Linked DNA regions of Homo sapiens: regions 1 and 2 are each linked to region 3. A link is a loop called in an ENCODE intact Hi-C map of the cell type or tissue named here. Cell type or tissue: endothelial cell of umbilical vein. All regions are shown on one strand. Each heading gives the region's core, and the rest is flanking DNA. Links, peaks and the distances in the headings are about the cores only.

What was found. Peaks named below come from ENCODE experiments on the same cell type or tissue, not always from the same donor. Only the 100,000 strongest peaks of a DNase experiment are listed, where the experiment ranks them.
Region 1: a loop joins it to region 3, with 12 times the contacts of the local background. A loop is called at or near these places in 2 of 110 quality-filtered maps.
Region 2: it touches region 3 in a loop (13-fold over the local background); 13 of 110 quality-filtered maps call a loop at or near these places.

Annotation. Positions count from the first base shown.
Region 1 is chr15:39,298,358-39,304,470 of GRCh38, forward strand. The region is part of intron 1 of LOC105370777 (a long non-coding RNA gene); the gene reads right to left. Among named protein-coding and RNA genes, the nearest start is that of LINC02915, 51 kb to the left of the region's middle. In endothelial cell of umbilical vein, for the core only: no CTCF peak of the experiment used is centred there; a DNase peak (open chromatin) is centred at 2,584; H3K27ac peaks cover 2,350 bases.
Region 2 is chr15:39,360,495-39,366,607 of GRCh38, forward strand. All of the region lies in intron 1 of LOC105370777 (a long non-coding RNA gene), which reads right to left. Among named protein-coding and RNA genes, the nearest start is that of LINC02915, 110 kb to the left of the region's middle. In endothelial cell of umbilical vein, for the core only: no CTCF peak of the experiment used is centred there; DNase peaks (open chromatin) are centred at 2,547 and 3,567; H3K27ac peaks cover 2,500 bases.
Region 3 is chr15:39,426,720-39,432,832 of GRCh38, forward strand. No RefSeq gene overlaps it. Among named protein-coding and RNA genes, the nearest start is that of THBS1, 150 kb to the right of the region's middle. In endothelial cell of umbilical vein, for the core only: no CTCF peak of the experiment used is centred there; DNase peaks (open chromatin) are centred at 3,432 and 4,282; H3K27ac peaks cover 2,500 bases.

The DNA of each region.
Region 1 (6,113 bases), core at 1,184-3,683, 130 kb before region 3:
AAATTGGTTTCCAATTAAATGCTGAATGTACCATCAGAACCAAGCAAAGCTGCCTCCAACATTTAAAACATTCAAAACACTAAGCAATTTGACATACTTTTTCAAGGTGTTGGCCTTTTAGAAAGCCTGAGGAATGTTATTATAAGACACAAAGTGAGAAGCTTATGTACCATCCACCCTTTTTACCAGACTTAGAAGTTCCTCCCAGATTCTTTTAGGAGCAGAAGCAGAAGGCAACTGAAGGTGACATGAGGTGGCTCTACTCGTTTATAAGTTTAGGGTCTGTGATAAGGGCAGAAAACCATAGATGATGAAGGTACAGACCTTTTTCTCTGTCGTAATCATACTCAAGCTCTTTGCCAAGTTTAGAGGTTTAAGTACAAATGTCAAGCACCCTCTCTGAAATGTTGCCACCAAGAGCACTCCACACCTCCATCTGGAACTTCAGAAGATCACAGGCTTTTCATAAATCCCTGTATCATCCCACGAGCTATGACATCTCAGCAGCTACAAAGTCTAGGCCACTTGTATATCAGTCCGTTTTTCATAGTCTCTCCAGAGTTCCTTTTAACCTTTCTTTCATTGCCTCTGAGAAGAGCTGAGTTATAGACTCTGCTTATATATAAACTCTATTTATATAGACTCTAATTATATGAATAATTATTTCTTCAGGGGCTCTTGCAAATTAACACAAAATAATAATTAAAAATGAAACGAAATTGAGGATATTCTTAGAAAGGGTGAAGGACATGAAATACATTACTATCTGGGATTTCAACCTTTCCAAAGGTCAATAAATCCCCAAATAAAATGTAAATCCAAGGCTACCTGAGAATTCCATTTCTGTTGCATCTTTGTTCATGATGAGCATATGTCTTTTCATTTTGAGGACTTTTTAAAAGAGAAGAGTGACACACAATGCAACATGGACAAGGAATGAAAATTGCTTTAGACACTGCACTTTGAACATACAAACCTGGGAGGTGCCAGGGTCTGACACTGTATATTTCTTCCTTTGATCTGATTCTTCCAAACAGGATCCATGTACTGGCAAATTTCCCTAGTGTTCCCTGGTAAGCATCAAAGTAAACCACTGGTTGGCCTCGGTATTTCTACATTGGCTTTCTCCATTGTTTTTATACATAAAAAAAAAAAAAAAAGAAAACTCACTGGGCATTTTACATGTGGTTTCCATATTGTTCCTTAATCATTCAGTTTGAAAGTAAATCAAAGAGGAATGAAGAGTTAAAGTGCTTGAGATTGGGGTGAAAACTTCAGACTCCTGTAAGTCAACATTAATGTGTAGAGCATTTAATACAATTCTGGAACATCTGCAGGGCAGCTGTCTTACACAGACCAGGTTCTCAATAAGCTTTCATTATGTGTCACCACAGAATGGGAAACAAATATGTGTGTGTGAGTTGGGGAAGCAGAGGGTGGGGGGTGTAATTTGTAGGAAACCTAATTGATGTAACTTCCATTGAAAACAAGACAGATTATTCAAACCTATTCACAACAATATGATTATGAATACTCACCAGAGATATACTGAGTAATTACTGAATTAATGAATCAGGAAGGTTACTTTTCCCCCATGTACATTGGGAAATCAAAACTCAGTCAATTGTCTTTATGGCAGAACAAAACAACTATGATTCAAATATCCAACAAAGTTGGAAAAACCTGGCTTAACTGAGGGATGAGCTTATTGCATGCCTGCTCGGGTCACATGGGACATCTCAGCCCCTTTCCTCTCCCTCAATCTTGTCCCCTCTGTGGGCAGAAGCTCACCACTCAGCATCTCTTGTGCTTTTATCCTTAGGTTCCAGTTAGAAGCCATAGACCTCTGCTGCTTCTCCCAATTCTGTCTTCCTCTGCTGATCACACTGCAGAGTTGGTACCTCAGGCTGCCTACTCTCTGCTTTTAAAAGGCTTCAGAGAACCCTTCTTTAACTGTGGTCTCTGGAAATTTTCTATGAGATGTTGATTCTTATTCTACAAGAAGAGAATCTCATGGTCTAATGAATGTGTAAAACATCAAGTTAAACAGAGTTCTTTACTACAGAGCTTCTCGAAGCCTTTAATTTACCACTGTACATTATGGATCCAGGAGAAAAAGCAGATTTGGTCTGGCTGGGTCTTCCAGGGGTTCAGACATTTTTAAAACTCAGAAAATAGAATTGTTTTGTGTTTCTTCTTTCCAACCACTCAAAATATTTGAAAGGTTTGAGTCCGCTCCCTGTAATAACAAGGCAGTGCATTTTAGTCACCTGCAAAGCATCCTTCATCTTCTACTTAGAAGACACTGGGAAAAAATGAGAAGAAAACATTTACTCACTTTTCAGGAATCTGATATATTAATACCCAAGTTATTTTTACAAATTTGCAATTCATTGCTATGTTCATACTGGTTCTTTCTGAAATTACTATTTTTCTTTCATTCTTTTTTTAATTATACTGTTCTTATTTGCTATTATTAAAAAGAAAAAAGCCCCATTATCAGCTACCTAAAGAATGGCAGAGCACAACTAGGAAATGTCACCAACATGAAAAAGAAAGATTAAAATCTTCCTACCAAATACCTAGACTATGAGTCAATCAGGAGTTGAGCGACTTGAGTTTAGCCAGGCAGGGCTGGAAATGACTAAAATAAAGGACAACCAGGCTACTGATAGTAAATCACAGCTGGAAATGAAATTAAACTTTTAAGTTTAAGATTTTACAATTTGTTTTGGTGTGTTGGTGGGTGAGTGGTGGTGTGCGTGTATGTGAGTGGATAGGTATGTTACTGTGTAAAGGGTAAAGGTTTGGGGGTAAAGTTTTCAGTGGATAAGGAAACAAACAAGATTTAAAAATTTAGTTAAATAAATGGAGAGTGGAGAAGACATTCAGGTGGAAAAATACAAAATTAACTTTAAAAAAGAAACTGAGGGATCCAAAGGTCTGTAAGAGAAATATTCTACAACTGGAGAACATGTCTAAGACACACAAAACTTTATCACTATGCAGATTGTACACTATTTCTTATGCATCCCAATAAATGTGCCCAAAGGTAGCACTTTAAGCTGCACAGAAAATACCAAAGCCCAGACATATTTCAATGCCAGTTCCTGGGCAGGCTGGCCCTCAGGCAAAATATTCTGGAACACCTGGTTGGCTGGCAGATTTTCCTGGATGGCAGTGTTTTGGGACCAAACAGGCATTTATTTCAGCCTCTCTGATGCTTTCATATGGTAAAGGAGCAATCAAAGAATACTGGCTTTATTTTCTGAAGCACTGGTTTTGATCCACCTAAGAGGAAATGGCAGGGGCAGGGGATGGGAGGAGGGAAGGGGAGTAATGTGTTTCACAGCTTCAAATCAAACACTGTTGGAAAAAATGTCCAGAAAGCAATTCAGAGTGAAAATATTTGCTTTCTGGCTAAATAGCCAGTAGCTTTTTATTGCAAAATGGAAATAAACAGTACTGCTCATTTATACCAAAAAAGGGCAATCTACAAATAACCCAAATCCAAAAATAAAGGTATTGCCCAACAGACTAGGACATGATTCACTAAGGTCTTGACTTCAGAGTTTCACCAATGGTCATGGCACATGGATTAGAGTGGGCTGCGGTCGTGATTAGTATTAATAGTAAAAAGTCTCAAATATGCCCAAGTCCACACCCCAGAAGGATATGGGCCACAGTCTGTGTGATCCTTACCCTTCACTCTATTTATTGAACAGATGCATTCTCTCTCTCGCTCTCTCTCTCACCCTCATCCCATGCCCTGCGATGCTGAAGACCCATGTCCAGACCATATGCAGTGACCAAAATAAAAGAAAATCACACTGAAATGAACTCTATGAAATTGTTCTCTTTAATAGCCAACAGTTTATAAAAGAGAGTGAAAAAATAAATACAAAGCTAATAATGCTTACAATGAGGAGACAGAAGTTGGCCAAGAGAAAGAAAGAAATCATAATAGTATTCATTCATTCAATAATGCATTAAATACCTACTACACTGGGAACTGCAGATACAAGGAATAAAATATATCATCTGGTAAGAAATACGGGAATCAACAGATATATCATTCTAGATGTTCATGTATAAACTGATATTTTACATCCAAATAGCACTTTGAAGGCTTCAGAGACTTTTCAGCCACATATTTCACCTGATCCTCATAACATCATTTAGATATAGATCAGGCAGGTAATATATGACACTACAAAGTCAGAAAGGTTGATCTTCTTTCAAACATTCTGTTAATAAGGATGAGAACAGAGATTGAATCTCTGGATTCTTGTGCCACCCTCTATATATCTAGAAAATGAACAGTAATTTAGTAAGAAATCTTTCTGTGTCGAATCACTCCAAAAATAGCTGTTCCTCTGGATCCCATAGTCTGCACTAATTAGTGTATTAGAGCTATTTTTGGAGTGATTCAACACAATAAGATGACAATTATAAGGAAGCTTGTTTGTTAGCTTTTGATGATGACCAACATATATCATCTTGTTTGATGATGATTAACATAATCAAGCACTAAAGAATAAGCTACCTAACATCCATCCTTGAACTTTGTATGTAAACTGGAGTCTTCTCAATCCTCTAGAATTTGTCTGGGTCACTGCCATTCCAGAATCTACTCATGGTACCTTCTGTATCAGGCAGGTTTTATTCTCTGAGGTTTGGGCTCTAGTTTCCACCCACATTCACAAACAATGGGCACAGTCACGGAGGCTCTGAATGCAAAGCTGTGGACTCTTCTCAGCATTTTTGTGGTTGTCTTGGACATTCATAAGGATCCAAATGGACCGGGTACTTTGACTTAGCACCAGTCTCTACTTTTAAACTATTCAAAACATCCCTGTAAAACTTAGAAATGGCTCATGGCTAGGGTTGTATTAATCAACCTTGGGTTTTTAATAAATTCTGTTTGTTAGCATTTTGCAATTCTAGAATTTCACTTGCCCTTAAAGCTAAGTCATAAAGAATGGAATAATTCTAGACTACTTTTACTGCACATTAGATGAAAGACTTCCTCCCAGCAAACATATCACTATGTAGAATTAGTCACAGCTACTAGTATTAAAAATCCCAGACAGAATTTGGAAGTCCAAATTGTGAATTATTATCCGTTAGTTCATCCACTGAAATCATACTTAGAATCTACTATGTTCCAGGTGCTCTTCCAGACACAAGAGCCCCAAAAGTATGAAGACAGTCAAGCTCTCCACTTTCATGAGGAGGAAATAATAACCAAGGAAAAATATGCAAGATAATTACAGTTAGTGTGAGTGCAAAAACACAATAAAATAAGATGATATATGAAGAGTAGGTAGGGAAGAGGACTTTAGATCAGATGATCAGGGAAGGACTCGAGTAAGTGACATTGGAGGTGCACATGAGGTTACCAGCACTTGGAGATTTGGGGCAGAGCACTTTAGCCAGCAAGACCAGCAAGAGCCAAGGCTTGGGGTAGAACTGAGTCTGAAACTACACCTAGAGCATGGCAAACAAGGGGCATCGCTAGTCCAAGAGGTTAGAAGTGAGCTGTGGTAAAGAGATGAGATCTTTGTCCTAAGTGTAATGGGAATCCACTGGAGAATTTAAGTTAAGGTAGTGAAGTTATCTGATTTCAGCAAGTGGACCCCAGAACCCCTAAATATAGGAAAAGATGCTCTTTAGGAGGCAGTTGGCTTATTTTCCTGATGAATGGAAATGCTGTGTCTGAATAACTTGCAAAAGCAAAGTGGAAAATCTGCAGGTGCCACTCTTGAGTGCAGAGCCTTGCTATTTACTTATGGATCCCAGAGGTTTCTGACGTGGTCCTGGTATAAAAGATTCTAGGCAGCTGTGAAGAGTGAGTCCAGGGGTAGCCAATCCCGAGTTCTGTCTGGGCATGTATCACAGCCACAGTCACGGAGGCAAGTTTGTGAAGGTGGCTTAACACACAGCATGAGTATCCCAGCATCGTTGCTGAAATTGCTTCCTCCCTGCTGTCTCCCAGGAAACAGACTCACTGACCCAATCTTTTTCTGCATTTCTAATTTCTGCCATCAATGGCCAGTGATTATCTAAATGGGATTGCTCAAGTATGTCTTTACTGTATTGAAGATGAAATA
Region 2 (6,113 bases), core at 1,417-3,916, 67 kb before region 3:
GCAGGGTTGAAAGATCATTCATAGATGCTAAACCCAGCAGATAACGTTTTATGAGAAACAGGATATTTACACAGCATCCAAGTATTTCCCCCACAAATTACTTATTAATTACCAGGGGAAGATAGTAACTTTGCAGTGGAGAAAACTGGCAGACACCACCTAAAGCACATGATCAAAGTCAACATCACCAGTAATGGGACACACTGACATCATGTGTGTCCCGATGTGCCAAGAAAGACATAACATCATTTTAATGGCATTTTCACCAAAAATGTATAACCTGAATCTAATCCAGACAAAATGCTAGACAAAACCAAATTGAGAAGCATTCTACAGAATACTCTGTACTCTTTTAAAATGTCAAGATCAAGAAAGACTGAGGAAATATTCTACAATAAAAGAGACTAAAGAGACACAACAACTAACTGCCCTATGTATCCTGGATTGAAACCTGGCTGAGAAAAAGTAGCTATAAAGAGCATTATTGGGACAATTGACAGAATTTGAATATGGACTGTGGGTTAAATAATAATACTATGTCAATACTATGCCCATGTTCAATTTCTTGATTCTGATATTTGTATTTTGGTTATGTAAGAAGCAGCCCTTGTTCTTAGAAAATAAATACTGAAATATTTAGGGGAAAGTACACTATGTCTCCAACTTACTCTCAAGTGATACAGACAAATTAGAGGGTAAACATCGGCTCTTAGGGGATAGAAATTTCTTAGATACAATGGTTTGTGGCTCCCCAAAAGGCCACACTACACAAACAGATACACGATATGTCTGTGGTCTTAAACTTCCATGGGGTAATTAGGGAAAAAAAGGTCTAAAATGCCTCCTTGAGGGAACAATAATGAAAAAAAAAGATTGAAAAACACATGCAGAGAAAGAGAACAAAATCAAATGAAATGGTGATAACCTGGGGGGAGGAAGAGTATATAGGAATTTCCTCTTTTAAGTTTGACATTTTTCAAATTAAAAAGGTACAAGAAAATTAAAAACTAACCCCTAAAAGTTAAAAAGTTGCTACACTATTATGCAAGATTAGGAGCTCAATATTATTTAGAAGCAAAGCATCAACAGAAAAACATACTAGCCAAGGAAACATCCACATAGTCATGTACATGTTTTTCATTGTTGCTTCTCTAGAACACATTATGCGTGTGTGTGTGTATGTGTGTGTCTGTCATTCATGTGGCTTTGTGACTCATGTATGCTGGGTCCTCTCACTGTTTGAGGACAGCAGTGGCTCACTTGGACCATTTACTTAACTTAGGAGACCACTTTATATGGAAGATGGAGACATTTAGTTTCATGAAGGACGGAACAAAACAAAAGTTTTGAATAACGGCAGGTAGGATGTAGGTTAAAATGCAAAATGAATGCTTTAAGAATATAAGCATCGGGAGTAGAAGTTACTGAGTTGGCTATAAAATATTCTCTCAAAGACATTTTAAAGATATTTTAACCAGGCCGGGCATGATGGCTCATGCCTGTAATCCCAGCACTTTGGAGGATGAGGCGGGCAGATCACGAGGTCAGGGGTTTGAGACCAGCCTGGCCAACATAGTAAAACTCCGTCTCCACTAAATAAAAAAAAAAAAATTAGCCAGTTGTGGTGGCAGACACCTGGAATCCCAGCTATTAGGGAGGCTGAGGCAGGAGAATCACTTGAATCCGGGAGGCAGAGGTTGCAGTGAGCCAAGATAGCACCACTACACTCCAGCCTGGATGACAGAGTGAGACTCCGTCTCAAAAAAAAAAAGATAGTTTAACCACTAGATTCACATCTGTAAGAGGACAATTCAAGGGCCAGGAGACAAATGAGAAGAGTTTCATTCATTTATTGACGCTTTCAGTGTGCTAGGCACTGTTGGCTCAAAGCTGGGCAAGACACGACCTCTATCTATAGTGAACTTGCCAACTAGCAGAAAGATTATTTTAAGATTTATCTGTCAGTATCAATATTGTCATCTTATTTCACAGTCTTGGTCTTTATGACTTTTCTCTAACATTTAACCATTACCCTAACTGCTGTCATCATAATTAACATGTAAATATTTCTCAGTGCCATTGTCACTGTACAGCTACCTTCGCAAAATATTTTCTAACCACTAGTGACAGCACAATACAAAAACAGGTAAGGAGGTCTGCATTCTACAATGTTGCAGCCAGGTGTGTTGAAATGGCAGACAGCTCCCTGGGCAGCCACACAAGATTCAGATTACTAGAATCACTTGAGGTCCTGCTTCCAGGCCCAAAGTGGAAAACTGACTCTGTTACTGCCATTGGATTCCCTCGCTTCATTAATTAACTCAAAATTGCCTCTCAGTGGCAATCCAGACCTCTGTTTCTAATTTCCTTCTGTGCTGAAAAGTAAATAGGCCTAACCACATTTTCAAGCCCCTGTGCGTGGGTCTTTTGTGCTTATAGCAGACCACTATCCACTGGAAGACGTCTGGGCCACTGCCAAGTTGAGTATTCAATTTCTTTGTTGTTTTTCAGGATAACCTAGCTAACCGCAATCCCTTTCCACCATTCCTCTGCAATGTGCTTGAAATAGAGCCAAGACTCTATCCTACAAAATGCACAAGAAAAACAAAAAAGGAGGAAATAAATAAAGAAGGGGTCATGGAAAAAATCAGAGTTTGTGAATATTGCCCCATACGTATTTTCTTTTCACATTTTTCTCTCATGACTTCTCAAAAACATTCAGACCCCAAATGCCTGGTCATATTCAGGAATAACTCCAATGGCTTCCCATTCTCTCCTCCCCACCCAAGAAGATTATAGGATTATAAACATGAGGTAAATTCCTGGGATCCTATTCCTTGGGGCATATGCGCAAGCTTTTGGCTTTGGGAGGTGGGGTGTGGGGTGGCAAATGCCTAAAAGGTTTTGGATGACTATCCAAAGAGAAACAGATGGCTTTAGCACGCCTGTGCCCAACACATGATCTGTGTGACTCCTGCCCTCTCAACACCATCTCCGTGCCGCCCCCTTTCTCCCACACCCCAGACAAATAAGAACAAAAATGAGTCTCTGCACATTCAAAAGGTGAACTTTCAAGGACAAGTCTTCCCATATGGAAAGGATAATGGCATCATGCCAGAGCACGTGCAGTAAAGAAGGGCTCAGGGTGTTTCACATTTTCTCTTCCAATGGGTTCCAAACGTTCTGATGGACAATCTTATTCTTCCCCTATAAACTTTCTGCTCCATATCCCGCTATAGCTGTTAATACACTTTTCAATTTTCCTCAGGTCCCCAAATAGTGGGAACAGCACGAACATCGGCATGAAGGCAAGAAAATAGGAGGCATGTACTGGGGAGAGCAAATAGTTCAGTTGGAGAAAGGGCACATGAGGAGCAGTAGCAGCAAATAAGAATGACCAGGAGTTTGGGATCAGACACGTGGGACCATGAGTACCAGGTCAAAAGTTCAAACTTTATTTGATGATGAAGCAACATTAAACACTAAAGGTCAAGTTTCAGGAATGTAACTAATTCAGAAGAAACACAATGACACATAAAAAAAGAAATAGAGCCAAACACAAAAATTAGCAAAATATGAATGCTTCACCTCAGCGATGGATTCTTATGACTGAACACTGGGAGCCAGACATTAAAGGACAAACGGGAAGCCTATCTAAATCACTATCTGACAGAAAGAAGCTCATTTATTCTTGAAAAGAGAACAAACATCCTAGGAGAAATCATGTGGACTCTTTTAAGTGCCATTAAATGACACAATGGGAAAAATCTTCAACAATATTTTTATCACAAACAGAGAGGCAAAGTCACATGGTTGCACAGCTCTCTCTCATACTGACATTTAATACAGGCTCCAAGCAGGAAAGTATCATCTAAGAAGACAGCTAATGTGATTCATTGATGTGGATTTCTGATCTTTCCTGATCATCAGGAAATGATGAACTTGAGACACCTGGAAGAATGAATATCATACTTCTATTAAATGTCACTTCTGTTGGCCAGTCACTAAGGAAAGCAGATAAATTGCTGTTTCTCCACCTGTTGAAAGTTTCAAATTGAGTAGTGTACATTATTAAACAAACATCTCTGGTTTTAGATAGGGTGACCATATATAGGTTGGTACTTCCCTGGTTTATGCCTCCTGCCCCAGAATAATTAGGAGCAGCCCCTCCTTTCTATCCAAAACTACCCCAGTTTCGGTGATAACTTATATGATCACCCTAGTTCTAAATATCTGCCCAAGTAGAAGTTGCCACACTATTATGCAAGTTTAGGAGCTCAATTATCTTTTAACTTAGAATACAACCCACCTTCACAAGCAATATCTAACTTGATGACTACTGAAAGATTTGCTGAGGCTAAACTCACTGGTGTATCATCTCTTGGAGCACTACCCTTTGTCTTACTGGACACTGTGTTCTCATCCCTAGCACAGGCCCATCGTATCACAAGCATTTGACTGAATTATTTGGTTATTGATGGGCATAACCTGTGACATAGCTGTCTCTTCTTGGACAACTACTGATACCACCATCATGTAAGATAAATTGTTACATAAATTAACAGCTTAGATGCTTTTTCCTCATTTTTTCCTAAAAAGGATTTTAAAATGTACAGCCAATTTGTAACTCTTTTATAGCACATCTACAGATATCTAACAAAGATTCTCATCCTCCAGCTAACCAAATTTATAGGTTAAACCTCTAGAATGTCACAGTGATCCAGTTCAGGGTGTTATTTCCCAACAGAGCCAAAGCCATCTATTTTTTACTCTGCCAAACCAGCAACATTTCCAACATGAAATATCCATAATGCAGGAAATTCCAGTTCTAGGACTCAGACATGAATGGTCCCTGCAATTATTGTTAAATTGCATGTGTCAAGAAGTAGTTTTTTCCTGTTGGCGGTAGACAGTACGGCATGTGCATTGTGGTTCACAGAGGCAATAAAAGTGTGTTATGTTACTAGATCCTGAAAGTAGGTAGCAAATACAAACAGTAAATTTAAAAGGATTATTTTTGTTTCTGATTTTGCATACAACTTAGAATTTTATGAAAATTTTCTGAGAATTTATGAGAACTTTATGATTACTGTGCCCATGCTTTAGGAATCATTAAAGAAAGTTTGTGGATTACTTCTTTTGAACAACTTACTTAAAAAGTATTCAAGTTCAATTAAGTTTGATATTTGGGATACCTTTATGAATAATAAATGAATCTTTATCACTCTATATTATCTTGAAACATTCCTAAGGTTATCAGAACTATCCATATGATTTCTGTCCTTATACGTTCTGCTTCAATGGCACCTTCAAGCTTGTCTTTGTGAAAATGCAACTACATTGCAAGTAGCCAATAACATTATCAATGAAAATCTTGTCAGTAGCCAATAATATAACGTTAAAATTTGCTTGGTTACGGACAAGAGTCATTCTGAGTTAAAGAAAAAAAAAATGGTAAAGCAAAAAGAGTACAAAAAGAAGAACTCTTTCAAAAAGTGTCTCATCTGTACTTTCTGCCTTTGTATATAACAAATGCTAAGCAGATGTTACATTGAACTGAAATTGATACTGGTCTGTCTTGCATTGGCCAAACTAAGAGTGTGTGGGCGGGGAGGGGGCGGGTGGTATTTTGGTTTCTACCTGCTTTGCTTCATCACTGTTTAAAAGCTGATACATATTAAACTTGCTTTTTCTATTTAACTTTAGAGCCCATAGAAAATAAAGGAATTTTTAAAAGCAAGAGTCATTTAGTAATTCCCATTGAGAGCTGTCTTCTATTTTTTCACTAGAGATAGATTTTTCTAGTTGAGGTTGAAACAGAAAAAAAACTCCATGCATACCTTTTTCATCCTAAAAAATATTTATTGAAAGCCTAATACTACATACCACAAACAAATAAAAGACAGGCTTTAATCTTACAATTTATCCAAAAGGATTTATATGTGCTTGCATATGTAAAGGGTGTCAATTATATTTTACTTAATAAGAGGGATATGTTTAAAAAAAAAAAACAGGAAAACTAAAAATAAGAAGTGATTAATTCCATTGAGGGATATTAAGAACTATCAGTTTTGGGGTTAACTCTTGAACAATGAGCTAGATTTTTATTAAGG
Region 3 (6,113 bases), core at 2,198-4,697:
TGGACTGGGGAGACATCGCCAATGAATTCATAAGGCTCTTGTCCTCAGGGAACTCACCATCTGATAGAGGGGCACAGACCTTCTCTCCAATGCCTAGGACAATCATGGGGTGGAAGGTGCTCAAATTGAATCAAAAAAGACCAAAGTGACCCAGAGCTCACTTTTATGTCTTACACCAGCCAGCCCACAAGAGGAAGTGAATTTCAGAAGTGAATTCCAAACACAAAGATATGTATAAATGATATGGCATGGGAATTGCTGGTGTTTTAACTTTATTTTCCCTGACTGTTCGACATAGAATTGTGTTTGAGTTTGTTCAGTTCTGGCTGTAAATAGCATCTGTCAACCGCGTAACTTTTAGTATCATCAGTGACAGACCTGTAGCATCAGGCTAGAGTGCGTGCGGCTGTGGCAGCGTCTTCCAGTCCTCTGGGCTCTAAGTCTCTGCTCTGCCCATTCTGGTTGCTCTCTACGGCTGGTGCCAAATGGTTCCCGTCGCTTGGCAACAGACAGCCTGCAGTGATCTGGGTCTCGTGTCTGAGGCTGAACTAGGGACCACCCTGAATCATCTAGGGAGAGAATACAAGAACGGAGGGACTGCCCCTCACCCCAGCTTTCCTGTGGTTAACCAAACCCCTAGCTGTGTTTCCGCAACTAGCAACACCCGCTGCATTTGTCATCACAGCTGCACACGTGCCGCCGCCTTTGACAAAGACATGGTATCTGTAGCATACTTTCTGGGAAATGCTGTCTGAAGGTGCTGCATCACTGACACTTGCCGTCCAACTTGAATTGTGTAAGAAGTATTAGGCATTTTAGAAGCTCATGCAGAGACTCTGGGCTTTCTCATAAGCTAACACAAGCAGAAAAATCTACCTGCTCAGGCTCTTTTCTAAGCCAAGGATGCCAGAATTCCAACCAATTTCTGCTTTGGCCAAAGAGTATCTCAATTGCATGCTGACAAGAGCTTCAGCACAGCTACCCATCTTCATTTTCAAAACGTAGGTGCATCTAGCTCAGAAGGATAGGGTCCTGGAGACCCAGGAGAGAAAAGACAGATCCTCTGAATGTCAGAATAGGACCTTTTTCCCTGTCCTTGTGCTGTCAGCCTGACTCTCTGAGCCACAGCTCCAAGAACAGCCCTGGGGTTATAGAGGTGCAGGGCTTCTAGATAAGAAGCCAGAACAGACAGTCCCCTCTGTGTCATTTGTCGTTACACAATATCCTAACCTCACGCCTCTAGGGGGGCAGCCCAGCAAAGCCAGCAATAGCCAGAGACTGCTGGCTCTTTCTGAGCCACTCATGGTTTCAAGGTGTCCCAGATTTTAAGAGGCTGAATTTTCTTTATGCTTCCTGAGTGCTTCTATCTCTCCACTTTAACATTGACATATGCATGTATTGCAGTAATATTATTTATTCAAATCTACCATGTTCTGGGCACTGGAACAGTGCCTGGAACTGTTGCTGGAACTGTTACAGTGCCTGGAACTTCTTAGAGTATTATGTATTCAAAGTAATATCATTTATTCAACAAACAATATTATATAACTCCTTCTAGGGCTTACATTCTAATGGGGGAGCACACGATAAACAAATAATAAATGACAGTAAAATAAAACAAATAATCACATATGAAGAGGTCCTCTGTGCAGGATGTGAGGACCAACGTTTGAGCACTGGCTCTGACATAGAGTATGTGGAACCCTTATTCGCTCATGCAATCCCCAGGGAAATCCTCTTAGGAGGTACTATTAAGCTTCACTTGACAAATAGGAAAACTGAAGTCCAGACTACACAGCCTAAAAATAGTAGAACACAAATTTGAACCTGGGTCTGATGCCCAAGATCCATTATCATTCCACTTCACCATCTCTCCCCCTGAAGCAAGGTCAAGAGACAAGGAGAAGGAAGGCCAGGACTTTGAGCCTTTCCACCTCATGCAAGAGTGTCCTCTGAGCCTCCACTGCTCAACTCAAGCACGTGTTTTTAAACATTCCAAAGCACTCCCAGTTGCAAAGGAGATGTTGTAGGATGTTAGGTCTCAGCACAAGGAACCCAAACCTTCAGGGGCTCTCCTCTACATTATGCTCCCATTTTTCTCCCAAAATATCGATCTCCACCCACCCTAGACATAGAACTGGAGAATAAGTTCCAGTTTCATCCCTTTGCAGATCTTAGGGGGACCCATCAAATTCCCAGCCACTGGGTGAAAATCAGCAGCTTCTTTATAGGACCTGAGTTGCCTTCCTAGAGGATCCTAGAGGAAAAAAAAAAATCTTATCCTTCAAATACTGCTGTCTTCCAAAATACGTAAGGACGCCACGGTGAATCATAGTGGACACCCTGCATTGGTTGGGTTATTATTTATCCTAGAAGCTTGGGTTCTTGGAGCCCTAGCTTATTTAAGCAACAAAGTCCCTCACAGCCCACAGGTGAGGAAGTGAGTGTAACAAAGAGATCATTGGACCTAAAATCAAAACACCTGTCAAATCCCGGTTCTGCCACTTACTAGTTATGATCTTGAGCCAGAGACTTAATTTCTTTGAGCCTCAGATTCCTTTCTGTAAAATAAACAGTTGTGTGACTTACCTTACAAGGATCATTGTAAAAGGAAAGAAGACCTATGTAAGATTCTGTGTTGAAAGAGCTCAGTACATAATCATGTATTTTAAAAATTAGATGTGGCTTTAATTTTTAAATTTTTCTCATTAAATTTGACAGCAAATTATGTTACTTGGCTATGAATTTAAACCTTGCTTACGTCTCTTATTTCTGGGAAAAAACAAAAAACACCTGCAAGGTTATCCCACTGCTGATTCCTGAGGGGAGGTCCCTCAAGGGCACATAAGGTGACAACTCCTCCAGCATGGACAACAGCCACCCAGAGATGCCAGGGAAGAATAGAGGGAACTCTCTTCTTTTTCCAACTTTCCACGTAATTTGTAATTGTTGTTTAAACTCTCAATCCTCCTGGTGATATGATAGGCTCAACTTTCCAAGATACTGAAGTTGAAAGAGTTTAAAAAAAAAAAAAAAAAAGGTATAACCAGGAAAGTTAGCTTTAATAATCTCCATTCCAGACATTTTAACCCACTTGAAAGGGGTAATACTTACCCCCCAAAACCTAAAGGGTGACTGTTTTGAGCATGAGGTGTGGGGAATAGAGATTAGCGTGAGAGGGAGGAAAGTGTTAAAATAGAAAGAGGCAGAGAGGAAATGAAATAACCTTCCTACCTCTTATCCTTGAGTGCTTTCAAGAGCCTGTCTGGGGCCAGGAGCCCCAGGAAACACCAAGGCTGTTTCTTGCCTTCACCTTTGGGCTGTTTTTTACTGCCATTCATTAAGAAAATCTTTTCCATCAGCCTTATCATCCTTTTCTTGGCTCTTGGTCAGGTTGAGTCAGACGTGGAACATTTACTTTCACAAAGACTAACCAATCTTTTGTCTAGACGCAGATGTCTTCCACCAAAGCTTGTTGATCAGGGTCATGAAAGAGGCTGGTAAACACGTAGGCCCTTTTGTGTAACTGAACACTGTGGGGGGAAGACTGAGGACAGAGGAAATGGAGAAAATGGGGGGAGCTAGGAATTTGTTGATAGCATATAAAAGTGGGCAACTGAAAGCACTGTGAACTCTCTTTGTTTGAAAAGTGTAAGGGGACTAGTTTGTAGTATCCCTAAAAAGGTTTGCAGATCAAGAGTGGAACTGGGTTTCAAAGGCCCCAGGGCCTTTTCTTGTCCTGTTGCCTCTGCCTGGACCATTTTCTGTCCTTCCTCTCTACTTCCTCTTCCCGGGCCAACTTTTATTCCCTCTCCCAGTCTTTTGCTAACAGCCACTTCCTCAGGAAAGCTTTCCCCAGCCCCTGCGGCTAGGGCAGGTTGCCCCATTACCCACTCTCATCACACCCTGCACTTTGCCAGTGCAGCTGTCTTCAGTACTATAATTAAATGATGATGTGTGCACAGCTATTTGGACAATGACTACCCATATTCATTAGTCGTTGGGCATTTTGTAAATTATCTTATAATTGAGCTAATTGTAATCTTTAAGCAGTAATATTACACAACAAAAACGTGTATAATTATTATTAAACTAATAATGTTGTCTCTCTGGCTAGATATTAACCTCCTTGAGGGCAGGGACTGCTTGGACCTGTATGTAATGGGGTGCCCAGTGCCTGATACTGTGCCTAACACATAGGTGGAGGTCAAAATATATGTTGAATAAATCAATGTATGAGTTTGTCCATGAGGGCAATAAAGGGGAAAACGTAAGGGGAAAAGCATCCAGAGAATAGTTCCCACTGGTTTAGGCTAGACAAGCAATGTACCAATGTTTTGGTTGCCCCAGAGTCCCTAGTACGGAGCTATTTCCTACATCATTCACCATCCTGAGCACAGAGACCTTCTGAAGTCTTATTCCATTGTTGCCTTTAACAGCAAAGAAAAAAGAAACTTGGAAGCCAGCTCCCTGGATGTACTGTATATCTTTTGAAAACAAAAAGTGGTCTTTGGTCATTTCAGAGAAATTTTAAATTCATGGTAATATGAAAAAGAACTCATTGTTTAAGAAAAATATTTTGGCCAGGCACAGTGGCTCATGCCTGTAATTCCAGCACTTTGGGAGGCCAAGGCATGAGGAACATTTGAGACCAGGGGTTCAACACTAGCCTGGGCAACATAGTGAGACCCCCACTTCTACAAAAAAGAAAAAGAAAAAGAAAATTATCCAGACATGGTGGTACATGCCTGAGGATAGCTTGAGCCCAGGAGGTTGAGGCTGCAGTGAGTTGAGGAAAATAAACGTCTCATTTCTCATTCCAAAACCACAGGGACACTTTACTACAAAAGTATGATTGCACCACTGCACTCCAGCCTGGGCCACAGGAAAAAAAAAAAAAAAAGAAAGAAAAAGAATATTTTCAAGGAGTGAATTAGACTATAGTTTTGGAAGTCTGATTCATCCTTCATGTAGTGTATGTTATGTTGCATTAGCCATCTTTCCATGAAGTTCCATCACTAGATAAATGAAATTGAGCATGTCTCTGCATAGGTTTGGTCCTTCAGAGGTATTGTTGATTCTACAAAAGCAGAGACAGTCTCATGCCTATCTTTTGTAAATCCAGGACACTATGGTGTCTTGGGCACAGAATAATCACTGATGAGATGAATAGGTGCACCAAGTCAAGAGGTCCTTGAAAGGTCCCCCATTAAACCTATGTTATCCCCCCATTAGTTTACCTCACAAAGCATGATTCCATTCTTAGGGGAAAGTTTCACAAAATGGCTCTCATATCTCCCTCTCTGTAGACTCCTAACTTATTGCAGCCTGGTTTCTCCTGGCCTTCATCCCATGATGTGTACCAGCTCAGTGTGTCTCCTTCCTGCTCTCTCCTGCTCAGCCCTCTCCCAATCCTCCCTCTATCTTTTTGATCTTCAAAGGAGTCAGACAAGGAGCACATCCCCCTCCAGGCAGTATTCTCTGCCAGTCTTTTCAGATGACTGTATTTTCCTGGTCACAAAACGTCCCCAGTGTCCAACATCTTCTTGAGTAAGCATCTACATAAAGGAAGCAAGTCATTTCATGTGTGCACTTCCATTAATAGATTCTCAGGATCAGCACCCCAGGGATCTTTTACAAGCTCAGTGGAAGTATTAATAGCATCCTACATTAAAAGATACTTTTTAAAAAGTCTGTTAATTTAGTCAACATTCTTAGCCTATACATCAATGTCAAAGCAATGGGATAGCCAAGATCCTTGAGCACTGGTGGCCTTAATGTGCTGCTAGTGCGATGGTGATGTTCTTAAATTTGTAATATGTCTTCACTTAATTGTAGCTTGATTTCTTTTGAATGAGCTTATTTATTTTAAGACCTGGGTCTGTGCTTTGTACTGTTCATTTTCATATATAAAAAGAAAGGTGAGACAGCACAGGCCAGTGTCTATAATCATTTGAAGTTATAGTCCAAAGGTCAAGAATTATGGAAGGAATTTTAAAGAAAATCCATAAAATTGGGCAAATAGGGACCAGATACAATGAATAAAGTTCTCTCAGAGTACCATTGCTGCCTTTTTGAGCAAACATAAGTGCACCTACCTCTGAAAACTGGCT